Regions from separate parts of the Homo sapiens genome. Here region 2 is linked to region 1. The links are chromatin loops, found by intact Hi-C in ENCODE. Cell type or tissue: PC-9. All regions are shown on one strand. Links, peaks and the distances in the headings refer to the core of each region. The heading gives the core; the rest is flanking DNA.

What was found. A loop is a pair of places that touch in the nucleus more often than their neighbours do. Peaks named below come from ENCODE experiments on the same cell type or tissue, not always from the same donor. Only the 100,000 strongest peaks of a DNase experiment are listed, where the experiment ranks them.
Region 2: a loop joins it to region 1, with 17 times the contacts of the local background. A loop is called at or near these places in 3 of 110 quality-filtered maps.

What each region holds. Positions count from the first base shown.
Region 1 is chr3:107,237,141-107,246,238 of GRCh38, forward strand. It overlaps LINC00882 (long intergenic non-protein coding RNA 882), which reads right to left and starts at 3,498. Exons shown (of 4, transcript NR_028303.1): 1 at 3,303-3,498. DUBR (DPPA2 upstream binding RNA) reads left to right here and starts at 3,552. Exons shown (of 4, transcript NR_028302.1): 1 at 3,552-3,947. In PC-9, for the core only: no CTCF peak of the experiment used is centred there; a DNase peak (open chromatin) is centred at 4,351; H3K4me3 peaks cover 2,090 bases.
Region 2 is chr3:108,913,236-108,919,598 of GRCh38, forward strand. It overlaps GUCA1C (guanylate cyclase activator 1C), which reads right to left. Exons shown (of 4, transcript NM_005459.4): 3 at 2,892-2,979. Among named protein-coding and RNA genes, the nearest start is that of GUCA1C, 37 kb to the right of the region's middle. In PC-9, for the core only: CTCF peaks have their summits at 1,975 (motif pointing left) and 2,178; a DNase peak (open chromatin) is centred at 1,996.

The DNA.
Region 1 (9,098 bases), core at 3,147-5,646:
TCACACCAGCTCCCTTGCTGTTCCTTAGAGCACACTAGCTACTCTATGCCTCAGGGCCTTGGCCCTAGCTGTCCTCTGTCAGGAACAATCTTACCTCATTTATCCAAATGATTCATTCTTTTGCCTATTTCAAGTGTTTGTGCAAAAATCACTTCCTCCGTGAGGCCTTCCCTGATCACTATTTAAAATAGAATATTCTCCCCAGCATTTTTTATGCACCCTTTCTCCTTTATTTTCCTCAATAGCACGTATCACCATCAAATATGCTACATATTACACAGGTAAATATAATACAGGAGATAACTGAGACCAAACATATCAGCCAACAGAGGGCTCAACCTCAGTGTTAAAACAAAAAGAAAAACAGGTTGATTTCAAAGGAAAATCCAACTCTATGCTGTATATAAAAGACAAAGACCCACCTAAAACAAAACAATTCAGAAATGCTAACAATGAAAGGAAGGATGGGTAAAGTTCTACTGAGAAAATGCAAATTAAAAAAAGAAAGAATTGAGATTTTGCAATTCAATAAAATAAAATTCAGACCAAAAACCATTATTGAGACAAAGAACATCTTATAATCCTAAAGGCTACAATTCCCAGTGAAAATAAAAGATTTATGAAAAGGTATGCAGTGAATAACACAGCAGCTACTTTCATACAGTAGGAATTATAAGAGATTCAAAGAGAAATTGAAATACACTAATAATAGCAGACTATAGTACATTTCTCTTAATTAGACAAAAAAATACAAAAACACTTAGAAAATTGACTCTAATTTACAATACAGACATGTATGCCCCAGTAAATCACATAAAAATGATCTAAATATTCACCATAATATGATAAAACCAGAAATTTATAATCAAAACATAAGAAAGCCCCATTTTGAAATTTAAAATTTTCCTATTAAACATAGCTTGTCTCAAAGGGAAATATCAATTGCTAATGAGAATTTCTAGAAAAAAATGAAAACATGACATTAGAGTTGACAAGATGCAGCTAAAGAGTGTTCAGAACAAAACTGATAATTTAAATAAATAATGAAATTATGAATTAGATATTCCACTCAAAAAGAAAACGTTAGATATATTTAAGGTTCTTTTCCATTTTGGATTTTGGATTTAATTTTCTTTTTAATTGAGCAACCTAGATTTTTCTTTTTTTTTTTGAAGGAGTCTCCCTCTGTCACCCAGGCTGCAGTGCAGTGGCGCAATTGGCCAGTCTGCTCTTGAACTCCTGACCTTGAGTGATCCACCTGCCTCAGCCTCCCAAAGTGCTGGGATTACAGGCATGAGCCACTGCACCCAGCAAGCAACCTAGATTTTAAAACAACATGAGATAAATAAGCCTAATTGTATTTAACTACATCTAACATTTTTACTAATAGTTGTAATACTGGTAGATTTTGGAAACTATTATATATATTATGCAGAAAAGTAAATAATTCTGTTAATATCATTTAGGAGCCATGATTTTCAGCATAGGGGAAAAAAGATGCAATATAAAATCAAATAAGTAAAAACTCTATAACCTTCTATTAGAATTGGAATATCAACACAAATTTATTATTTATTTTCATCTTTCTTTGAAAAACTACATCTCTCCTAGATCTTGTGTTGAAAAGTCTGGGAAGTGATAAGCCATTTAACCATGAACATCTTTCAGTGCAGACTGTAGCATCCAAATACCTTTTTCACTGGAAGCAACAAGGACACCTTTGAGAAATGGCTGATTCTAGGTCTGAGGCAGTAAATGTACAATATGAGACTGGAACTCTTACAGTGTCAGAAAGCAAGTAAGCTATCAAGACATTCGAGCTTGTGTCAAATAAACAAAGGAGCCAAAAATGGCCAAAGACGGGCAATTTGAACTTCAAAATGGATAATCACTGCAATTATATAAAAGTGTAAAAAGAGATACAGATACAATCAACATGAAACTCCTAGAAGCAACAGGAGATTCAATATGGTAGCAAGATACAAAATTAGACATAGAAATCAGTACCTTCATTTATGTAAGAATCTAGCTGTTATAAGGAAAAGTGGAAGAGATAATCCCACTTACGATACCAACAAAAAAGAGAAATACTCTAAGAATAAACTTAACAAGTGAAAAACCTTTATGATGCTTCCTTGAAAGACACAAAGCTGAAACTTGAGCACGAGAAAAAATAAACCTTGCTTTTCAAAAGGAAAATGCAACATCATAAACTGAAAAGGTATGCAGAAGATTTTTTTTTTGAAAGTACTTTTATGGGGCTATATTCTATAGTTAACATGAAAAAATAACCCAGCATTAAAAAAACACTTAAGAAAACAGCAATGATGCAGTCTAGCCCTACCAGATACTGAAATATAGTCTCTAATAAAAACAGTATATTAGCCCATAAGTAGACAATAAGATCAATGCGGGGAAAAAAGAAAATATATCTTAGACCCAATTACAATGTGGAAATTTACGTATGTGATAAAAATATTGCAAATCGCTGGTCAGGGAGGTGCTTTATAAATTAAATGTTATGACAGCTAAAAAGTCATTTGAAAATAGATAAAATTGGATACATCACCTAGGTAGAATTCCTGCATATATGTTTGTGTGTACATATCTATTACTCGTGAATCTTATAATGAGGAACCAATCTGACATCTCCAAATTGAAGGATATTCTGGAAGACCACCGGGCTAGACTTTTCAAAAATGTCAATACCAGGAGAAACAAACAAAAAAGGCTAGGGAACTGCTCTATATTGAAGGAAGCGAAAGAGACTTGACAACTGCAATATGTGGTTCTTATTGATGCACTATGTGATTCTTGTTAAATCTCGGATTTACATTTTACAAACTACAGGGTAAAGAAGGACATTTTGGGACAATTGAGGAAATTCAAATATGAAATATAGATTATTGTAATATAACAATGTTACATTTCCTAAGTATGATGATGTGCATTGTGATCCTGTGGTCCTCAATTGAGGCAACTTTGTACCTCTCCTTTTTCCCCCAACCCTCACCACTACCCCTCCCCCCCTCAACCCCCCCAACCACACCGTTTGGGTTTGGCAGTGTCTGGAGGCATCGTTGGCTGTCACAACTGGGGGAGGGGGTTGCTACTGGCATCTAATGGGTAGAGGCCAAGGATGCTGCTAAATAGTGATTGTTTAGCACAGGACACCCCCACCCCACCCCGTCACCCCACCTTACGGGTACAGACAGCAAAAACTCATCCTGCCCAAAATGTCCATAGCGCGGGGTTGAGAAACCCTGATGTAGAAAAATCCCTTATTCTTAGGGGATACATACTGAGATATTAGGCTGAATCACATGACATTGTCTCTTGCGTAGGTCAAGTATCGGCAATATTTAAGGACGAAAGGTTATGACGTTCACAACAAACTCTCAAAATAATGAACAAGCCCCTTCCGCCCCGGCTGCCCCGCGACCTAGGGGACCCGAGAAGGGCGCACTCGCACGGGCCGCGGAGGCCAACGCCGAGCCTGCGCGGCGGGAGGCGCTGAGAACTCACTGCGCACGCGCCGGTCGGCTGGCCGCACCCACGCGGCGCAGCTCCCAAAGTTGCAGACAGCCCGGCGAACCGCGCAATGCGCTTCTTCTGCCTGCAGCAGAGAAAAGGAAAGAAAACTCCGCAGGGGCTCCGTTGGCTTCTCCACGAGTGACAACCATGTTTTCCCAGATAGAAGACCGGAGCCCTGCTCCTTTGCGATCCGCCGAGGGCTGCAGAGAGCATCCTCATCCATTTGGGCACCCCTGCCCAGGAAGAGCCCGGCCATCCCTTTCCGGACTGGATCCTTAAGAGGTGAATTTTCTTCCGTGGATTCCGATTTGCTCCGTCTGACCAGCCTAGGCAATCCAGCATCGCGTGGTACCAGTGCCGCTGGGCACACTGGCTTCACGCCGGCTCCGCCTCACCAGCAAGCGCATTCCCAGGTAAAAATTTTAAATACCTTAGAATTCTTCTGCCTAGACCCTCTAATCAAGAAGTTTACCCACTTTTTCTGTAAGGAGCCAGAAAGCAAATACTCTAGAATTTGGGCCTGGAACTGTCTCTGTAGCGTATTCGTCTTTGTTTTGAAAATGTAAAAACCACTCTTAGCTGCTGGCCTTACAAAAATAGAATCATGAGGACTGTGAAGATTAGAGCCTAATCACTAATTCACCCAGCACAGAGGCTAGAGCGCCAGTGAGTCCTCCGCCCCTTCCCAGGCCCGACCATAGTTTTGCAGTTAGGACCCAGGTTTTGTGAGGACTGGGACCCACCCAGGTTTAGTTCACAGTCTCTTGAATCCCTCCCTGCACCTGCACCTCTGCTCCTCCCCCTAGGCCGGTGGCCCTTGGTGAGTTTCTGGCAGTCTCCTAGGCCACCAGGAAACACTCCGACCAACTGCCACGCCCTCCTTTGCTCCAAAATGACAAGCTCTTTTCATCTGGGAGCAAAAGCTGAAGTCCCCACATTTGAACTAAATTAGTTTAGTGTAAAAGTAGTACAAGATTATCTCAGACAATTGTATTTTAATAGTATTTTTTTCTAGTGATAAATGTAATATATGTCTACTATGGTCATTTGGAAAATTCTGAGACGTATAGAGCAGAAAAGAAATTCTCCATAACCCTAACCCACAAAAAATAACTTTTGAAATGCTTGTGTATTTTTTAATTCTTTTTTAATGCATATTATAGGACAACTTACTGAACATTTGGATTTTTAGAAATATTTTTAATAAAACGTGTTGAAGTACAGCATACAAAAAAGTGTACAAATTACAAATACAGTTCAGTAAACTTTCAAAGATTAACACAAACATGTCCGGGCAACCACAACTCAGCTCAAGAAATTAACTAATAGTAGCATTCTTCATCCCCCTGTTAGTTTTGTCTATTCTGACATTTCACATGAAATGAATTACTTGGTAAATATTTTATAGTATTTGGTTTATTTCCCTTTATATTATATTTGAATTCATCCGTGTCGTTGCATGTAACAAGTCTTTTTTACAATTTTATTCTATGCTGTATGAAATTCAGTTATATGAGTATACACAATTTATTCTTTCTACTGTTATTTTTTCTTAATTACAGATTTATTGAGATATAATTCACACACCATACAGTTCATCTACTTAAAGTGTGCAATTCAATGTGTACAATTCATTGCTTTCAGCATATTCGCAGATATGTGCAACCATCACCACAGTCAATTTTAGAAAATTTTCATCACCTGGAAACTTCATACCCTTTAACTATCACTCCCGCAACCCCACTTCCCTATCCTTTCTAGCCCCAAGCAACCACTAATTTTTCTGCTCTATAGATTTCCCTATTCTGGACATCTCACAAAAATTGAACCATATGATATGAGGTCTTTTGTGACTGGTCCCTTATGCTGATACTGGACATTCGAGTTCTTTCCAGGTTTGGAGCTATTACAGATAATACTTCCGTGAACGTTATTCTGTGAATCGGTTCACATAGATACACATTTCTATTGCGATACATATCTAAGGTATGCTCATAACCAGCTATAATTACAGTGCCAAGCAGTTTTTCAAATTTATAGACCTGCCAGCATTGTATGATGAGAGTTCTCATTGTTCCACGTCCTCTCCAACATTTAGGGTTTATGTGGTTTTAATTTACATTTCTCGGATGACTAAAGATAAAGAGCATCTTTCATGTGATTATTGGCCACTCGGATATCCTCTTTAGTTAAGTGCCTTTTAGGCATTCACCCACTTTTCTATTGGCTAATCTTCTTCTACTTGATGTGTATATTCTAGATAAGTGCTGCAAACAAACACCTTTTCCTAATTAAACGCTTGCATTTTAACTTCCCATTTTTAGATTTTGATAAAGGTAAATCTTTTATTTTTATTGAGGTCTAATTTATCACTCTTTGTTCATGGTTAGTGCTTTCGCTAACCTGTCAGAAATCATTGTCTACCCCAAGGTGACAAGGGCATTCTCTTATGTTACCATCTGGAACCTTAAGTTTTTTCTTGGAACACTTAGATGTGCTAACTACCTAAAATTAATTTTGGCATATGGTGTGAAGTGAGGACTAGTTTTTTTTTTTTTTTTTTTTTTTTTTTTTAATGTAGCTATCCAACTGACCTAAGTTTTTTTTGGAAAAGAAAGTCCTTTCCCCACTGCTCTGCAACATCACCTTTGTCATAAATCAATAGAAATAGACCTACAGATGTTGGAATCAGTAGAAAAGGAATTTTAAAGATATTTATGGCTATTTTAAATTATTAAAGATTCTTACTAAGGGTAGATATGATAAATGAAGACAGGGAATTTCAAGAGAAATACAACTAATAGAAGAAGAACAAAATGGAACCCCTAGAACTGAAAATTATAATAACTGAAATTATTTGATGGGATTATCAGTAGATTGGACAACAGTAAGGAGAATCAGGAAGCTTAAAGATAGGTCAATAGAGGGCCAGGTACAGTGGCTCACACCTGTAGTCCCAGCCTACTTTGGGAAGCCTAGGCGAACGAATCATTTGAGGTCAGAGGTCAGAAATTTGAGACCAGCCAGGCCAACATGGTGAAACCCCATCTCTACTAAAAATACAAAAATTAGTTGAGTGTGGTGGTGCACACCTATAATCCCATCTACTCGGGAGGCTGAGGCTGGAAAATTGCTTGAACTAGGGAGATGGAGACTGCAGTGAGCTGAGATTGTACCATTGCACTCCACCTGGGCTACAGAGTGAGACTCCATCTCAAAAAAAAAGATAGATCAATAGAAATCATCCAAATTTAAAGTGCACTGAGAAAAAAAAAAGTTTATAATAAACAGAACATCAGTGACCCATGAAATAATGTCAAGACATCTAACTTACATGAAATTGGACTTTTAGAAGTCAAAGAGAGAAACTATCAGGCAGAAAAATACTTGAAAAAGTATTAGCAAAGGTTCCCCAAATATGATCAAATATATTTATCCAGAATGTTTACTTGTTTAATGAAGAGTTGATCCCATAACCTATTTTGCCATTAGTGGAGTTTAGAAGTTAGCATAAAAGGTTATAAAGTGTTACATCTCCATGAATGAGCAGCAGGGCATTTAAAAGTCACATTGATTGTAGAAAAAATACTTTGCTGGGTGGAAGGGTCCTGAGCATGGCTATTCTTTTAACATAAATGTTGCCTGCCCACTAACATTACCACCACCCCAATCATAGTAATGCCAAAATTCCTCACAGTTTTTCAAAATATCCCATTGGTGCACAGTACGGCCCTGCATCCACTGAGAACCCTTCTCTCCTGTGATCTGCCACTGCCTCGCTGTTCCAACCTTTCTAACCTCATCTTCTAATGCTCTATGTATCAAACCTCCCTGGCCTCCTTCCAGATCAGGGCTTTGGGGATTGCTTTTTCCTCTTCCAGAATGCTCCTGCCCCCAAATATTTATATAACTGACTCTTCCACAGGTCTTTGTTCTGATGTCATTTTTCTCAGTGAGACCTACCAATGAAACAAACCAAACAAAAAACTTGTACATTCTCTCAGCATCTGGATTAGTTTGCAGGGCTGCCATGGCAGAGCACCGCAGACCCAGTGGCTTAACCCTCAGAAAATTATTTTCTTAGCTCTGGAGACTAGAAGTCCAAGATCAAGATGGCAGCAGGTTTGATTTCTCCTGTGGCCTCTCTCCTTGGCCAGCCATTGTCCACTTTCTGTGTCCTCTCATGGTTTGTCCTCTGTGGGTGAGTGCCCCTGGTGTCTCTCTGCATGCCCAAATTTTCTCTTATAAAGACAGCATTTAGATTGGATTAGGGCCCATCCAAAGGGCCTCATTTTAACTTAATTGCCTCCTTAAAAACCATTTCTACAAATATAGTTACCTTATGAGGTACTAGGGGTTAGGCCTTCAACATATGAATTTTGGGGGTATATAATTCAGGCCATACACCATCTCTTGTTTATTTTCATCTGTCGCCCCTCCCCCCCACCTTTTTTTTTTTTTAGATGGAGTCTCACTCTCTCGCCCAGACTGGAGTGCAGTGAAGCAATCTCAGCTCACTGCAACCTCCACCCTCCCGGGTTCAAGTAATTCTCCTGCTTCAGCCTCCTGAGTAGCTAGGATTACAGGCATGCACCATCATACCTGGCTGTAGCCCTTATTTTAAATTCAATGTACTGTAATGATTTACTTGGTTTATTGTCTTAACTTTCTGTTCCACTGGAATACAGGTTCAATAAGGAGGGATTTTAATCAATTTTGTTCTCTGAAGTGTCTTCAGAACCAAATGAGTAAAAAATTATCATTGTTGACGTTTTCACTTCGTGCTAGCATATGGGCAATCTCAATTTATTTCTAATAACTCCCTGTATCTTTCAGAGCATTCCTTCATGAATGAAGAAAGCCCTGATAGTGTTCCAGTAATTTATGTTTTTTATGTTTGAATTTCTTAACAAAAAGAATTATACCACTAAAAGATCCAGCTTTTTTGTTTGTTTTACTTTTTGAAAAAAAATTTATATTGTTAATAGAGACAGGGTCTCACCATGTTGCCCAGGCTGGTCTCGAACTCCCGGACTCAAGTGATCCACCCTCCACAGCCTCCCAAAGTGCTGGGAGTACAGGTGTGAGCCACTACACCCAGCCAAGATCCAGCTTTTTTACCAGGGAAAATAAGAAATTTAATATGCTTGTTTCCAAAGCAACAAAAGCTTTACATGATTAAGTAGACTGAGGGCTCTTCCATATTAGACGAAAATATCCAGCCAAATTGCTGAGGACTCCCTCAGACAGGAAAAAAAATGTTTAGAGCCATCCTCACAAAGAAATTTTCCTGTTTAATTATAACCTAATTATGACAACTTTTTTTTCTTTAGGTGGTCAGGCTCAGGATGGACCATGAGCTTTCAAAAAGGAAAAAGGTGGAAATCCTCAACTATGCTGCCATCTGAATAAGTGTTTCTTTGTAGATGCACAGAGTCAAGGAAAATTACATCCCTGCATTATGTAATGTACCAACAACGCACTTACCCACTGTTTTAATCTAGGTTATTCTTGAAAGCAGAGCCTGAGACAAAGGTAGACACATTCTATTTATGAGTCTAACA
Region 2 (6,363 bases), core at 682-3,181, 1.7 Mb after region 1:
TATATATATATATGTCAGTGTACAGTCAACAGCATTTTGGTATACTTAATTGAGCATCTCTATTTCTATCAATGCTGATGTTTTGATAACAATGATAATGAACAATAAAAAATTATATTTGAGGTATACAGAGTTTAGCTTTTACAAATGTGAATAGACATTCTCCTCTGTGGTGCTAATTCCCCCTTTATTTGTAAATGAAGCACTTCATATTATTCTTCTCTGTCAAATACTGGCCAAATCCTTTTGTACTTCTGCAAATATCAACCTTTTATGTCTTCATCACTTTTTCTTCCTTGTCTTTGATTACACTGGGCTGTCTCTGTTCACCAGCACATTTGTTAACATCTTTTTCTTGATGTATGGAATGATCCAGCTGTCTCATGATGAAACGATGTAACAAATGTCAATAATTTTTATACAAAAGCAAGTTCTATCAGTTTTAGTTCTGTATATGCATTTGCTAAGAAATAGCGATTCATAGGTACTCCAAAGTGTATATAGATGTGGATGTGCGTATATTTTTTTTACTTAAAATACAAGTTTTTGGGGCTGGGCACGGTGGCTCACACCTGTAATCCCAGCACTTTGGGAGGCTGAGGAGGGTGGATCACAAGGTCAGGAGTTCGAGACCAGCCTGGCCAATATGGTGAAACCCCGTCTCTACTAAAAATACAAAAATTAGCTGGGCATGGTGGGGGGAGCCTGTAGTCCCAGCTACTTGGGAGATTGAGGCAGAAGAATTGCTTGAACCCAGGAGGCGGAGGTTGCAGTGAGCCGAGATCACACCACTGCACTCCAGCCTGGGTGACAAAGCAAGACTCCATTTTAAATAATAATAATAATAGTAATACAAGTTTTTATAAGAGGAAACAATTAGTGTATTTAGTTTTATAAACTATTCTAGAAACCATAATTCATCTCCTTTTTTCTGTCGCTGACTTATTGTTGTAAGTGAAAGAGCTCATCTCTCTAACTTCAGGTAACCTCAGCTATTGCCCAGGCACAATTTCTCTTTTCTGAATTCACGTCTCTTTTAACCCAGCCCTTTCTACTTCAAGTTCCTTTCTAATCACAGTCCCCATTTTATCGATTCCTTATACTTTGCCCTTGGGGAACCTTCTTGGATAGTAAACAAAAAGTCCTGAATCATATTCATGTTTTCTCGAATACACTATCTGTGTCCTCAAACTAATAGAATCTTAGTGTTTTCCTAAGAATACCAAAATCTTCGTACTTCTCCGAGGAAGGTCACTTTCCTATTCCCCTCACTCCTAGCACTAGAAGCAGTGTTCATGGATATTATTAAACATTCTTGACCTGCCCTTTTGAAAGTCACTGTATAAACCAAGTCTTAAAACTTTGTGATGTCCCATCTACTTCCGGAGTACTCATTCTTCTACATCAGTGCTTTCAGCCCCAGGCTGAAATGGATGATTTACTCTACTCCAATCCCTGCCATCCTGCAGCACCTCTAAGATTAAAAACAAAGTGAAACAGAATAAAATCTACAGCATTTCTCCAGTTCGATGACCACGATTTTCAGTGGCATATTCCAAATAAAGTCTTCATTGTCCTCATCAGACCCTCCACTCTCCATTTCTCTGGTCCTTTCCTGGCTGCACGTAGCCTCCTTATCTACTCTGGGTAGTCTGACTCTGTTTCTTACAAGCTTTCACATGTACTGACATGTTTCATTATTTGATGTCAGTATACTAGTAAGTGAGCATACTGAATTGAGATTCAGGAGAGGCAGATCTACACCGAGGTGCTTAAGAGAAGAAGATTGATGCAACTGATGCATCTTCAAATTTCTTTCTTGAGCAGTATACTCTTGTCCAGTCGTTTGGCTTTTTTGCAGCAGTGGCTGCATTTGAGCTTCCTCCCGGCCTCACCATCCCATCCTGCCACGCTGAGCTGCCACATTTTACTAGTACAACCTGTCACACTCAACATGGGAACATGTGTCTCTACTGCCCTCTTGTGTCCACCAGAAGAAGTGATGCATGGTGGGCAGGTTGATGCCTTTGGAAGGAGTTTTGGAATGATGACAACTGTGATTGGCATGCCAATGCCTCTTATCCGTTTTCTTAAACCTTTTACTAATATCCTATATTTTTAACAATGTCAAATTTTCTGTTTTTCAAGGACCATTCCTAGATCTTCTGCCTCAATCTCAAGTCTTTATGCTCACCTACCTGTTTGCTGATATCAAAGCTACATGGTAGAAGCACTCATTTCTCTTGGGCTGTCTGTGTCTTCTCTCTTCACTCCTACCTCTGAAGAAGAAAGGTACCTCCTCTGAGCTAAACAGGAACCCAGATTACAGAGTAGAAAGAGCAGATGGAGAAATAATCAGAGCAGAAATGTAGATAGAAAAGGTAGAAAAAGCAGAAATGGAGGCAAGTGTGGACTCTTCTCCAGAAATGTTTAGTCCAAAGGAAGAAAAAAGCCTGATAGTAGAAGAAGATAGCATAAATGAAGGAAAGTTTTCTGCAGTAGGGAAAACTTGAGTTTATTTATAAGCTCAAGTTTTCTGTTACTGGAGAGTTTTCCTCTCCAGTGGAGAGGAACTGATTAATAGAATGTGTCTCAGAGCAAACAGCAGAAGGTACTTACTTCATCCTATATTATTCTGATTTATTTGCTCATCTCACCTTTACTCTTTATATATCCCAACATGTCAAGCACCACACATTGGAAATGAATATGATCAATAAATATTTACTCAATTGAATCATACTGAGAACATTGGATTGGTCCCATTATGAAGCCTAAGTCACAACTAGGGTTCTCTTGAATGGTTCCTGCTTTTGTCTAAATAACACTCCCCACTACCACCATCTCCTACTTTGTAGGAAAAGTGATCCAGTAGAGAGTAGCTCCATTACCATCATTGTTTATATCGATCTTATGGAACACCAAGTTGATGAATTCTTCAGGACTCAGAGTTTGCTGGCCATTGAGGGCTTGTACCGCCTGCAAAAAGACATTAAATGAAAGAGGTCAACTTTTCTGGAAGCAAATACATTTTGCAACATTTCTGCTCCGATGTGACAGAATTTGGGGATGTGTTGTCGGTTGCTATCCAACCTGTACCAGTTGTTAAAAGTAAATAAAAAGAAAAGATTGTATGTCAGTTCTGGGTAATGAGACTTGGAAATTAAATGAACTGAATAAAGACTGAAGCCCTATTTTATACAGCATACAGGGATCCATTCAACATATTAGATCACAACAGATGCAATGAGCCCATTGGAGAAAATATTGTAGTGGTCATGATCATAAGAATTCCAGACCCAGAAAACAGATATTGCTCTCAATTTCAGACAGATTGATTTGGGTCTTATGGATGAAAGTAAAAGGATGACCACAATGCTGTAAGAGTCTCAAGCTTCCTCTCCGGCTTCCACCGCTGGCACCCCTGGTTCTTTGTGCCCTTTTGTGGAATGATTGACTGGGGAGACAGATATATACACCTTAGAAGGGCCCTGAATTTCTCCCACATACTGTCAGGGCCCAGGGGGCAAATGACATTTCCAGCCTTCCTAGAGGGAAGATGTAGCCAGCCTCCCCTAACTCCAAGGTGATTAAATTAAATGACCCAGACTTGACATAGAACTTCAAAATAAAATGAAAGAGGATTATTCATTTGGGAATTTGAACATAACTATCTTGATTGAACATGAAGGAATCTTTAGAAAAACTTCTAGCAACATATTTCAATTAGAGGACACAATCATAAATATGACTCTCTCTCTCTTGCTTCTTCTCAAGCATTACCAAACTTGAGTTCCAGGAGTAATCATAATAAATGATGGTAGCTTTTTATTATCATTATTAACCAGTCTTGGCTTTAGCAAGTTTAGGTCTGATGGATCTCATGGTTAAATATAGGACAGTATTTAAAGTAATAGTTACATACATACAGCATCACATTTGAAGAAAATTTTAAGGATTTCTCAGTGTTTGGTCAGAGGCTTCAAAAGCCTAGAAAATGTGGCCAAGTATCCAGTATCCCCACATTCTGAAGTGATATTAGCCCACATAAAAAGTCATGATAAAAAATTGTGAGATCTTGATTTGTTCATCACCAATCTTCAGGTCATATAAGTGAAAGTGAAATACTGATTGGAAAGTGGAGGAGCACTGAGGGGATAATATTTTTGGAGGGAGTCCTCAGCTTGCTCCGTTTTCCTTCTTTTTTTTAATAGAAGCAGCAGGATCAGGGGATAGGCAAGAAGCTTTTTTTTCTTCTTCTTCTTTCCTTCCTCATTTACTATATGCACTCTTTCTTCCCTAGTTTCCTAATCGCAGTCTCTGAGTACTCCCTATGTGGGAGCAGGAGGACGCAGGAGAGAAAGGGAAGCAGGAGAGTTCTCACTTGGCAAGTACTGTCCCCATTAGCTAATTTCAGTGTTCCCTGGCCTGAGAGGTGTAGACTCTCTCTCCTGCAATTCTGTAGGCATGAATCATGCATCTTGATTCCAGCTGGTCCCTTTCCCGCTTAGAATTTCTTAAAATCTGCAGCCGGGCACGGTGACTCATACCTTTGGTCCCAGCACTTTGGGAGGCTGAGGTGGGCGGATCACGAGGTCAGGAGTTCATAGACCAGCCTGGCCAATATGGTGAAACCCCGTTTCTACTAAAAATACAAAAATTAGCCAGGCGTGGTGGCGGGCGCCTGTAATCCTAGCTACTCAGGAGGCTGAGGCAGGAGAATCGCTTGAATCCAGGAGGTGGAGGTTGCAGTGAGCCGAGATCGTGCCATTGCACTCCAGCCTGGGTGACAGAGCGAGACTCCGTCTCAAAAAAATAAAAAAAACTCTTAAAATCCGCACAATTGCCATTTTTAGACTAGGCAATTCTTTCTTGTTCAGGGCTGTCCTGTGCACCGTTGAATACTTAGCGGCATCCCTGGTCTCTGAGCAATAGATGGCAACAGCCCTACGCCCTCTCTACTCTCCAACTCACCAAAATGTCTCCAGACATTGTGAAATGTCCCCTGAATAGACAGTACTCTAGGTCTACCTGCAGCTTTGAGTTTTCTTCACCTCTTCCAGTGGCTCTGCAGGATAAGATCTAACATAGCTCTATGCCAGCTTCCTCTCACAGTGTTCCATGCCTGATCTATGGAAAACACCCTAGCATCCTTTGTCCCAACAAATTCTAGGAAGGCAGATACTTCCAAAATGTGCACCCTTGCTGCCACTGTTTGCTTCTTTAGACTTCTCACTCATGACTCAGACACTCACTGCTGTGGCCCTCAAATTGCAGGATACAACCACATCTCAATGGTTTCCTAACATCCCCATGTTATTGACCTGGGGGGTCCTACTAAACAAATGTCCCTCAAAAATCCTTAAAAACCTTTCTCTTGACTGTTTTATACCCTTGAAGTGAGATTAAGCTGTAACTATCTCCTTTGTAGAGCCTGCCTATACTGTGGTACTTCCTTGCAATCTCTTAATGCCTGGGCTGAATTCCATTTTAGCCTCTGTATTGTATGCAGAGAGAACTTAGATTATACACTTTGTATTTACCTTGCTGATTTTTTTCACCTGCCCATTATATAGAAAGTGTGTTCCTAGGCTACCAATTTCTCAATAAGTATATATTCCATTGCATTAATTTATTTAAACATTTTCCTCTTTCAGTTTTTTAAAATTTTTTGCTATCTTAAGAGATTCTGTGATATAAATCACAGGACTTTTATCCTTAATAATTGTTTTTCCTGACTCAAAATAAGTAATGCTAACTCTAAAACAAAGATCAGCTTTTAGCCTCTTGACGCAGATTACCACATTTCCCGGAATGTTTTCTCCACTTACACCCTCTCCACAGTGTGTAAGGTGCATTCCTTACCATGCTCTTACCAGAATTTGCTATTATTGTTTTTAGTACTGATTAATTTAATTAGAGACGAATGGTATCTAATTATTAAATTTCTGTTCTGTGCTTTTATTATTTCCATTTTCCTATGTTCTTTTTTTCCCTTTCTAAGTTTAGCCCTTAACTTTAAGGGCTTAATGCATTAAGCATTAAGAAATGCTTTGGTGGCATCCTAAGATCTGTATGCTGTATTTACATTTTCATTGTTTTTAGAAAAAGCTGAGTATTTAAGAGAATATTTTAAAATTTACACGAGGTTGTGTATTCTCTATAGAATATTTGATTTCTAATTTTGTGTTGCAATATATAAGGTATAGGCAGAATTTCTAAATTGTTCACTTGCCAAGTGAATCCTAGCACATTTTTTTTGTGTGAATGATCTATGTGAAATTAAAACATTAGCAATATCGGTATTATCCTACCCTTGAATTCTTTCCATATGTTGGTTAACTCTACATTCGCTTATTTAGC